Linked DNA regions of Homo sapiens: all the other regions are linked to region 2. Evidence: chromatin contacts called from ENCODE Hi-C or POLR2A ChIA-PET data. All regions are on one chromosome and are shown on one strand. The core of a region is the stretch at or near the end of the contact, and the rest is flanking DNA. Distances in the headings are between cores, read along the strand shown. Region 1 has its middle 44 kb from the start of TAF1B. Region 2 holds the start of IAH1 (isoamyl acetate hydrolyzing esterase 1 (putative)). Region 3 holds the start of MBOAT2 (membrane bound glycerophospholipid O-acyltransferase 2).

Region 1 (3,409 bases), core at 437-2,936, 320 kb after region 2:
TTCTTCCCTCAAGTTTCAGCCCAGATTCTGACTCTTCCGAGCAGACAGGCCCCCGTGGCCTTTATTCCTTCCCTCCCAGCACTGTCTGGCCAGCATGTGCGGTCGCGTGAAGACCTGCTAACAGCAGGAGCTGGGGACTCCCTGAAGGCGCTGACCTCGGCCGACTCCCCCAAGAATTCCCAGACCCTGGCACGGGTGCCGGCACATGTGCTGCCCAGGGCAGGCTCGGTGGACACATCTACAGTTCATTCTCCCACTTTAGTCCATTTGCTTAAGACACCCTTCCCTGGCAATCGGTAAGGTGCACACATACTGCCTGGGGCTCTCATTAAACTGCAGATTCCAGTTCTGTAGGTCTGGGAGGGGCCTATGATTGTGCAGTTCTAACCAGCTCCCAGGTGAGGCCAATGCTGCTGGCTCAGGGACCACACTTTTCACAGTGAAGCTTTAGAGCTCATTATCTTCCAGGAAGACAAATGCAATACAGGTGTTGCCTGTAGCCAATGCTTCAGCAAATGCTATGGATGCTGCGACTCTGAAACTGGCTGCACCTGCCCAGCAGTCCTGTGAGAGAGTCTGTTAATAAGTAGCAAAGTAGACTCCTCACTGAGGAGGGCAGTTCAGGGACTCGGAAGTCAGGGATGCCCAGAAGGTACACAAGGGGGCTGGGAATCCAGGCTGCAACCTCTAGGCCCAGAGGCCTGGGTGCCAGGCTCAACACAGTTGCTGCTCGCCCAGTGACCTCACGTGAGACACCTCCTCTCTCTGGGCCTCTGCACCTACTCTGGGTGGTACTATCTGCCATGAGAGTGAGATGGGAAACTCTTCCAAAGAAAGGAGGGCTGGATGCTGGTGAGTTGGCATTATTGGCAAGAGCAGATATGATCAGCCCTGACCATGGGCCAAACACCATTCTGCCCACTTTCTCTGTATCAGTGTGTTTAACCCTCAGGGCGACCCTCAGAGGTGGGCACTGTTCTTATTACCTTTTCACACAAGAGAAAACTGAAGCCCAGAGGACGCAATTGCTGTTAAGACCCCAGGCAGTCTGGCTCCCAGCCTTCTACTGAACCCTCTTGTCACTCTGCCTCTCCAGCCTGAAGCTCTGGAACCGTAATAGGTTCATGGCCTGACCCGTGCAGGAAGTCAATATGCAAGATGCCGCATTGCAGCAGAGAGAGAGGTCTAATCAATGCAGGGCCACCAAGTGAGGAGATGGGAGGAAACCCCCAATCCATCATCTCCCCAGGGAGTTCGGGGCTCGAATTTTTAAGGGTTTTGAAGTGGGTCAAAGTGTGGAGGTCCTTGATTGGTCGAAGAGTGCAGTCACGGGACAAGGAGATGAAGAAACCTCACTGTCACGCGGATTCCGTTCCTCTGTGGGGGTCTTCGAGCTGGTTGGCATCAGCTGTTCTGATGGAATTCAGGATCTGCTTAAGCAATTCTTAAACAAAATTCCTATGATTCTAAGGTCAGAGATCCTATCAATAGGAACCATGGGGATGTGAACTGTCCGTACCTAGGGCTACGTGACTTTTGGTTACAAGGAAGTGGGTCAAAGTACAGCCTGATGAATGCTTAATTATAGCTATATGACTGTCCGCAGTTCTTGTTAACCCTGTGAGGCTGGCTTCAGCTGGGTCTGCACTAGGTTAAGAAAGGGAGAAGAAGGGTGGGGACCTCAGCCCTTCCTTCCTGCCCAGACCACAGCCTGCAAACCTCCTCGGGTCCCCTCTGGCTCCAGGGCTCTCGCTGCAGACAGATCAGAAAGGACTCTGGGTCTGTCCCACCCCAGCCAGGCAGCCCAGAGCCCTCAGAGCAGGTGCTGCCCAAATGTTCCTGGGCATGGTGGGACCTTCTGCTAGGCAGGCTCTTCCTCATAGATTTGGGGGCTGCTTGTTTTAGGTTTAAAACAACCTGAGCTTCCCCCAGCCAAGTCCCTATCTCATTGTGTTGCCGTGGTCTGTTTGCCTGTCTGTCTTGTCCCCTAAACTTTGCACTCTCAGAAACGGGGCTGTGTTCCCTCCTCCCTAGGTCTCCAGCTCAGTGTCTTGCACACAGTGGGTGGTGAACTGACTTGCTCCTAGTTTCCCCTCTAGAGGTGCTGGGATGCAGTGACAACGCGCTTCCAGATCTTGCCACCAGAGGGCAGGAGCGCACAGCAGCCGAGTGTGAGCAGCGCGGCAGAGAGCAGGTCGGGCTGGGTGGGTCCCTGGACATCCAGCCGGCAGGGCAGGGAAGGGCCAGGCGCAGAGGGTAAATGAGGACAGGGCCTTGGGGGAGTCTCTTCATTTCCCATGCCGATTCCAGAGACTTCTTTTCTCTTCCTTCCCTTCCATTCCCCTGCCATCTCTTTTCCACTCCCTCCCCTTCCATGTTGACCAGGGTCCAATTTTGACTTTGTGTGACTTTGGGCCAGAAACCTCTTCTCTCTAAGTTGTAGTTTCCTCGTCTGTAAAATGGGGAAGTAGTGCTACCCAATTCTGGGCAGTTCCCTATCTTCCCTTCCTCAGGCTTTGGGACCCTCTGTAGGGCCACGCTTCTCGGCTCTTAGTGGGGAGCTCCAGACTGTGACCCAGGCAAAGCCAGGGGCCCTTTGAAGTGAGCTGCCTCCTCTGCCCCCTGCCTGGGAGAGGACACCTGCAGGCCTGGCCCTGTGGGGCCAGGTGGGCTGGCAGAGTGGATGGGCTGGGAGCTGTGGCAGCTGTGCCGGGTACACACAGGACATCAGCTGGGCCTGTTCCACTCAAGCATAGATGAGCAGGCAGGCATGAATGAATGAATGAATGAATGAATGAATGAATGAATGAAGAGTGAATGAATGAGTGAATGAATGGGAGAAATTCAGGCATGGCTTCAGAATACTTGTAGCAAAGGGATTTTCATACCCACTGCCAGTGGAACCTGGAAGCCTCCTAAGCCTCTCGGAGCCCAGCTTGAGTGGAGTCCACTGGGGGCTTGTCCTCTTTTTGAAGCCTCTTGTCCCTTTTGGACTCCTCACTGGCAGAAGCCTAAGAGACCCTTAGTCTAAGCTTTCAGGGGGTGAGAGGAGGAGTCTACTAACTGGGAGGGTTTACCCAACATCATTTATTTATTCCTCATCAAACAAACACAACGTAGCCACCCCCTCCGGGACTGTGCCTGTGTCTGTGCTGTGAACATCCCAAGGGACGGTGCAGCTGGTGGGGGTGGAGGGGCCGGAGTGCTCTGAGGAGCCAGGGAAGGCCTCTCCGAGGAGGGGGCTTTTGAGCAGGAGGCCTGTGCTTTGAGCAGAGATCCCACAGAGGGTCCCAGGTCAGCTGGACCGGCACTTCAGAGAAGTCACTGACTGAAGAATCAGAGGCAGGGGGCCCCACGAGCCGAGCCGGTCCAGGCCCCAGGGAATGAGGGCAAAGCGGCAGCCTGCAGT
Region 2 (3,226 bases), core at 612-3,111:
GCCGCCCAGGCTGGAGTGCAGTGGTGCAGTCACAGCTCACTGCAGCCTCAACCTTCCCGGCTCAGTGATCCTCCCACCTCAGACTCTTATCTGGGACCACAGGCACACGCCACCACAGCTGGCTAATTTTTTATGAGATGATGGTTTTTTTAAAGAGTATTCATTTATCTTCTATATAATCATTATAGACTTAATTCTAACAGTCTTGTTTGTGCCTCACTTTCAGACTGTAGAATGTGAAGAGGGAAGTGAAGACGATGAATCCCTCCGAGAAATGGTGGAGCTGGCTGCACAGAGACTGTACGAGGCCCTGACGCCAGTTCACTGAGACTGTGCCTGTATATGAACTTTGAAAAAATACTTGACTCTACTTTTGTTACCTAAAATAAAATGCATTCGTTTCTCTGGGGGAGCCTGTTTACTTTTAATGTCAAATGGCCTTTATTTCAACAGCCTGAATACTGCTAAATTGCTAATTAATTTGTCCATTATTCTAGAACTAACTACTAGATCAACTGCCCATTATTTTAGAATTTTGGATTCTTCTTCCAGGCATGTATGTGCAGCTCCCATTGAAACCATCAAGATCTGCCGATAGCAACCGCTGCTGGTTACCCTCTCCTCTGGGGTAACCAATTTGAGTTAATAATAAGGATTCTAAGTTGCACTTGAATCTTTTCTGTCTTCATCTCCACTGCTGCTGTTCGAGTCCAAGTCTACTCTCCCCTCTGAATTCCTGCAACCACCTCCATCTCCTCCCCTATAGCTGATTCCTGGAACAGACCTGGCCTCAAGCCTCTGCTGCTTGAAGGCCTTAATGAAGTCCTTGTGATAAAGATGAAGTCCAGGCACCTTTGCTTGCTCTAGCAGGGGCTCTCAATCTGGGCTACCCGTGGGAATCACGTGGGGTGCATCACAAGTGCACCTGTGCCCAAGTCCTGCCACCAGGAGGTGAGTTAGTCCGGCTGGAATGAGGGCCCTAGGTTGGATCTTAGTTGTAAAGCTCCCCCAGGTGATCCAAGCGAGCTTGGGACGAGCAACCTAAAGAAAGTCATGCTCTACGCCCATCGCCCCGCCCCAGGGAGCGGGGTCGGCCTCTGCGCCGGCGCCCCTGGCCCTTCTGTTACTCATCTACAGCTCCGTGATTTCAAGGCATCCTTCCCACCCGTTCGTTTTTAGCTCGGCTGCCGAACTTCATTGCACAGTTGAGGTAAGAACGTTGCATTACAACCACGTTTTAACAGGTGAATCCCTTGGAAGTTAGTCAGTGCTCCGTGTCCGCGGGGTTCTGCATCTGCGCATCCACCCCACGGCGGGAAAAAGAAAAGCGGCCGGCTGCGCGCGCACTGAAGGTGCAGCTGCTTTCCCTTGTCATTCGCAGAACCACGAGGTACTGCCAGGGTTTCCGCAGTGCCTGCGTCCTCGTGGGTGTTACAGGCCCTCCAGAGTGACGCTGGGCGCAGGAGGCCGCGCGCGCATCCCACGACCTCTTCCAGGGGGGCCTGGAGCAGCCCTCCGCCCCACCGAGAGCCAGCTGTGCTTCCCGCCGCGCGTCCTGAGGTCACACTCCTGCCCTTTGCCGAACGCACCTGCGCCCGCGGAGCGCGGGGTGGGCTTAGAAGGGCCCCCAACCGCTTTTCTTCCGGGAACCACGCAGCGGGACGCGGGCTCCGGACTCCCTGGGGGCAGCCTTGCTGTGGGTGAGCAAGCGCGGAGGCCGAGCTTCTTGCAAACGGACTCCAAGGGGCAACGACCTTCGCGCGTCACCAAAGTGACTGCGTGGGTGCCCACGAGCCCGGCTCCCGCAACCCACGGGCGGCCACTGCGCAGGCGCCTCTCGTGGCTGGCGGCCCCGCCCCGCCCCGCCCGGCTGCTCCATGGCGCTGTGCGAGGCCGCGGGCTGCGGGAGTGCCCTGCTCTGGCCTCGCTTGTTGCTCTTCGGGGACTCCATCACCCAGGTACGGCCGCCCCGACGCTCGGCCTCCCGCCCCGGCCTCCCTGCGGGGTCGCTGCCGAGCAGGCCGAGGCTCCTCGCCGTCCTCTTCGGCGCCCGAGACGGCTGGGCCGGAGGCCTGGCCACGCCCGTGGAGACACCGGAGGAGTGGCGGGTCCCCCAGTGGCTGCGCCTTCCGGGCCCGCGGCGTCCCGGAGGTCACGACGGCGTCCGCGAGAGCCCGGGCTCCAGGCACAGACGCGAGGGGACCCGGCCGCGCTGCCCGCCCCGCGCCGCCTCCCACCCGGGTCGAGATGCGCGGTCTTCCCCTCAGCGCCCTCCTGGGCAGCGGCCTTTCCCCTCCGGGTCCGGGTTAGCGGCCGCGGGCGACCGCGCGCTGTGTCCCAGGAGGCCCCGCGGCCAGCTCCGGGCAGAGGCGCCAGGAGCTCTCTCGCCCCATTCCCTGCGGGCACAGGTGGGGCCGTTAGGGGTTGACCTTGGAAGTAAAACGCCTTCAGGAATTAGGTAGAAAAGGACCATCCGTTCATCCAAGATCATCTCACCTCCCATGAAGGGAACGGTCTTCTAAATGCAGGTTCTTACTTCGGGGAGGGAGTAGAAATTCCATTCCTGTGTGTGTCCTCTTCTCAGACAGGACTTGCTTCACCAGGCTTTTGTGTATACGCCAGTAACTGGTAACATTATGTTTAGGCATATGGGGCAGTCAGAGCTGCCGAATTCCATGGGAATGTGTATGAAAAAGTGTTCACCCTCAGCTCGGTAACCAGCAAAGCAGTGAGGCGGTGTGGCCTTCATTTCCTCACTGACCTTTGACTTTATTTCCTGAACTTAGATTTCTGTTTAGCTTTTTTTTTTTTTTCTTTTTTTCTTTTTTTGAGACGGAGTCTCGCTCTGTCGCCCAGACTGGAGTGCAGTAGCGCGATCTCGGCTCACTGCAAGCTCCGCCTCCCGGATTCAAGCGTTTCTCCTGCCTCAGCCTCCCGAGTAGCTGGGATTATAGACGTGCGCCACCACACCGGGCTAATTTTTGTAATTTTAGTAGAGACGGGGTTTCGCCATGTTGACCAGGCTGGTCTCGAACTCGAGACCTCATGTGATCCGCCCGCCTTGGCCTCCCAAAGTGCTGGGAATACAGGCTGTTTAGCTTTTGATAGAGAAAAATCCCCCTCTGCTAAAGTGCTGCCAGGTGTACTTACCTGTAATCCCCAAAATGACCTCCTGGAGTGAAGCAATCAAAGCCAAGAAGGGAGCGCCGAGAAAACAGAAGTTGCC
Region 3 (3,551 bases), core at 829-3,328, 470 kb before region 2:
TACCAACTTAAGACCTTTAGCTAATAAAGAAGGATGTCAAAAATTTTAAGTCCTGTCACTTTCCCTTGATTCTCCTGCTTACTTCAGTACTGAAAAGAACTTTCTCTGGATGCTTAAATGCGTTCATTAATAGCAAATCACTTTAAAAAGTTATAAGCATTATATAAATGAATAGGTATTATTAGCATAGTCAAGAAAATATTTCAGCATAGCAGGGACGGGTAGGGCTATGGCAGACATGGAGCGGGAGGGAAAGAAAGATGGGGGAGAGAAAAAGGGAACGTGAACATGTGCCCATCTCTCTGAAAGAAATGTAAATATATAAACCTATCTCCCTTGCTCCTCATCAGCAAAGAACTTTTCAACAGACACCCACCCTGCATTTGCTGATATACTGGAAGTAGCCTATTTAAGGCAGGAGTGTGATATGCTAAAAGGTCATACACTGCACACCAGTGTGGAAATGTCAGCAAGAATCCTCCGCGGGGCCGGGAGGATGAAAAACCCTAAATTCTGGTCAATTTATTAATAAAGAGAGAAGAATATTTTCTTCGAATACACGATTAATTTCACTACCATACTTTATTAGCAAGACACCCATTAGAACTCTTGTTCAAGACAGGTGGGGGATAGGTACTTTACTATTAACCAGAAGTTATGACCGCGATGTGGAATTTCAACAGAAGCCACAATTGTTTAACACTCCTTCGACATACTTAAGGCGATTTTATTTAAAACAGTAAAGCACAAAGCAGCTAGTATCCTAATGTCAGGTTTCCAGCTTGCTGCTATGGAAAGCCGTCTGGACAAGAAGGAATCCCGTATTGAAGTGAAATCCCTGAAGACTAAATGACAGCAGCACCTTCAAGTTCAAGACAGTGAACCAGTATCCCGTGTGAAGTCCAAACACTTCCAGGTTAAGTACACTTGAAATAACTGTAAGCAAAATTTCCAAAGTTAACTACCTTTAGCCTGGGGCTAGAGCAATCACCTAACTATACACCCCCGCCCCCCAGCCCCCGCCTCATTAACAACTTCCCTAAATCTCACTGTCACAACAAAATACTTCCAAACTTTCTTTTCTCAGTAAAAATGGCGCTGCTTTTCCCATCACAATGCTGTTTATTTCTCAGTAATCGTTAGGCCCTTTAAACCATCAAACTCGATTGGCCTCATTTAAATACCACCCTTCCCTAGACACTGTCAAGAGCTTTTCTGAGGGCTGGGCAAGGAGGTAAAGTGGCTGCATCAATCTACAAGGTTGCCACTTTGTCAGCAAGAATCCTGGGATTAACTCCGACTTTTCTTCATAACCTGTCTGCCTTCCCACAAACTGTTGCCTCTGTCTCTCTTAAGCCACAATCCAACGCAAACTGTCCCCAAAGTGCAGTAGCGCTTAAGCCTCTCCGGGCCCCTAGCACCCATCGACGCCGTCTCTAAGGCACCCAGCACACCCAGACCCATGCATCAGCCTCTCCGGGGGTCGCTCAGAGGCGCGCGCGGGGCAGGCAGCACCACGCCAGGCTCCCCAAAGCGCAGCCTTCCGCACCCTTTCCACAACCCGGTCCATGCGCACCGGGGGCTGCTCCGGGACCCGACCACCGGATCCGAGCGCCGCTGCCGCGAAGGGCAGGGACCGCATGCACACCCGCACGCCCATACGACCACCCTCCCCGGGGGCTGTCGCCGGCAACAACGCCCGGCCCACCTCCCGCTCGGCCCGGGGATGGCGGGCTGGGGGCGCACCCAGGAGGGAGGGGGCTCTGGGACAATAACCGGCTTGTTGCCCCCTCCCTTCCAGGGAGCGGCGGGTAGGGGGGCACCGGGCGCCCGGCCCCAGCCCCCACCCTCCTCCCGGGCCCCCGGTCGGGTGGCACCGCGGCGGGGAGGGGCGGCGAGGGCGCGACGCCCGGCGCCAGGGCGCCTCGGGGTACCTGGTCGATGGGCAGCTGCACGGCGTTGCTGAGGGGCTGCAGCAGGGTGGAGCCCGTGGTGCTGGTGGTGGCCATGGCCGGGCCTCGGCGCTCCGGCCGCCCGCGCCGCTCGCCCGCTCGCGCTGTGCCGGGCGACGACGAGGATGGGGATGCAGCGGCGCGCCCGCCCCTGGGCCGCCCGCGGTCGGAGCTCTGCGCGGGGAAGGCCGGGGAGGGGCCGGGGGCGGTGCCCGGCTCGCACCTCCCCCTCCGCCGCCACCTCCTCCCGCGCCCGCCGCCCCCGACCGCCCTGCACAGGCGCGGCCCGTCCTGCCGTCGCCCCCGTCGTCCCCGCCCCGGCGCCCCAGCCGCATCCCCCGCCCCCGACTTCCAGCAGCTTCCAGCGGCCCCCTCCCCACCTCGCGCGCTCTCGCTCCAGACAGCTGCGCGACCCAATCGCGGCGCGACGCCCTGACGCCCGCAGCCAATCAGAGAGCGCCGGCCGCGCCACGCCCCTCCCCCGTGCCGAGGACCCGGGCGAGGGCGCCGAGGCGCGGCCCGGGCCGTCGCCGGAGAACGGCTGGCCAGCGTCGTGGGGCGCGCTCCTCGGGTGAGAGCATGGAAGAGCGTCTTTGCCCCTCACTCCTCGGTTTCTCCTCCCTGGAATGTCGCGGCCCCCCACCCCTCTCTGGGAGAGACGGCAGACAACAAAGGGGCCCGGGGTGGCGGCCGGAGGGACGATGTGAGGGACGCCGCCGAGCCAGCGCCAGGGGAAGTTGGGGACGAAGGTGGGGGCTGGGAGGACGACAAACCAAAACAGCGACCTGGCTGAGAAGCCCCTTTGTCTGGGAGAGTGCCGGGTGAAAGCCCAAAGCTGAGAGCAGCCCCGGGGTCTGACGCTTTCGTCACCCTGCAGCCGCACCCGGGCCTTTGGGTGGTGAGAGCTGGGCCTGGGTTCGACGCCCGCGGGCGCAGGGAGACCGGCTCCCCTTTGCTGTGTGAAAGTTTAGTTCTTTGTAGCCAGCCGCCCTCGTTGAAGGCCCCACCTTCTTCCTGAGAAAGTTTCTAAGCATCCCTTCACCCCTTGAGCGCAGGCACCCCCAGACTGTTGAAGTCCGCCAGGTTTACATACCCTGGCGGGTCACGTGTATATATAATCCCCCCAACTTCGTAAAAGTAAGCCATTTGAGTTCCTTTAAAATGCAAACGTCAACTTCTGTTCAGAAGACTTTAAAAGAGGAGAAATGCCACAGCAGTTATGAGGACAAATCAAGACTCAAGGATTTGGCAGTTTAACTTTGGTAGAAATAACTAATGTTTACTGAGAGTTTAACCACAGCTTTAATACTTTTGGTATTTAATCCTCACAATAACCGTGTGAAATAGACACTTTTACACACCCTCCTTCAAGGAAGTTGAGTCACAGAAGAGGTAACTTGCCCAGGGGCACACAGCTGGTAAGTAGATTGGAATCCAAGTAAATCTACATTTAGAGCCGACCTTATCACTAGGCCTTCATCTCTCTCACACTTAACACCCATTCCAGAAACTCCCGTCAGCTATCAGTTATACCATTGGGTTGATGACTAGCTTAGAGTCTTGAATAAGAAGGCAGCACAGATAAAAATACACCTGCCT

The links. Hi-C counts contacts between places; a loop is a spot of excess contacts on that map. ChIA-PET counts read pairs that join two places held with the same protein, here RNA polymerase II (POLR2A). Pooled maps may share reads with other maps.
Region 1: a pooled map shows a loop between it and region 2 (4-fold over the local background). The contact joins the enhancer-like site here to the promoter of IAH1 in region 2. A Hi-C loop is called at or near these places in 4 of 168 maps with a recorded cell type or tissue (CD4-positive, alpha-beta T cell, CD4-positive, alpha-beta memory T cell, mammary epithelial cell and 1 more) and 12 of 50 pooled maps. POLR2A ChIA-PET finds 5 or more read pairs at or near these places in 5 of 52 experiments (CD4-positive, alpha-beta memory T cell, H1, WTC11 and 2 more).
Region 3: a map of naive thymus-derived CD4-positive, alpha-beta T cell shows a loop between it and region 2 (7-fold over the local background). The contact joins the promoter of MBOAT2 here to the promoter of IAH1 in region 2. A Hi-C loop is called at or near these places in 1 of 168 maps with a recorded cell type or tissue (naive thymus-derived CD4-positive, alpha-beta T cell) and 7 of 50 pooled maps. POLR2A ChIA-PET finds 5 or more read pairs at or near these places in 1 of 52 experiments (WTC11).

What each region holds. Positions count from the first base shown.
Region 1 is chr2:9,797,710-9,801,118 of GRCh38, forward strand. No RefSeq gene overlaps it. Among named protein-coding and RNA genes, the nearest start is that of TAF1B, 44 kb to the right of the region's middle. RefSeq lists enhancers at 2,107-2,942, 2,943-3,409 and a silencer at 3,111-3,405. Within about 2 kb of position 1,687, at least 13 of the 41 ENCODE cell types and tissues checked have a DNase peak (open chromatin) inside an H3K27ac peak, as active enhancers do.
Region 2 is chr2:9,472,690-9,475,915 of GRCh38, forward strand. It overlaps IAH1 (isoamyl acetate hydrolyzing esterase 1 (putative)), which reads left to right and starts at 1,862. Exons shown (of 6, transcript NM_001039613.3): 1 at 1,862-1,958. The coding sequence starts at 1,878. CPSF3 (cleavage and polyadenylation specific factor 3) reads left to right here. Exons shown (of 18, transcript NM_016207.4): 18 at 227-412. The coding sequence ends at 328. RefSeq lists a silencer at 1,634-2,403 and enhancers at 1,673-2,440, 2,921-3,226.
Region 3 is chr2:9,001,606-9,005,156 of GRCh38, forward strand. It overlaps MBOAT2 (membrane bound glycerophospholipid O-acyltransferase 2), which reads right to left and starts at 2,079. Exons shown (of 13, transcript NM_138799.4): 1 at 1,935-2,079. The coding sequence starts at 2,009. It overlaps LOC124907728 (a long non-coding RNA gene), which reads left to right and starts at 2,471. Exons shown (of 2, transcript XR_007086199.1): 1 at 2,471-2,523. RefSeq lists an enhancer at 736-1,390 and silencers at 1,155-1,449, 1,993-2,452.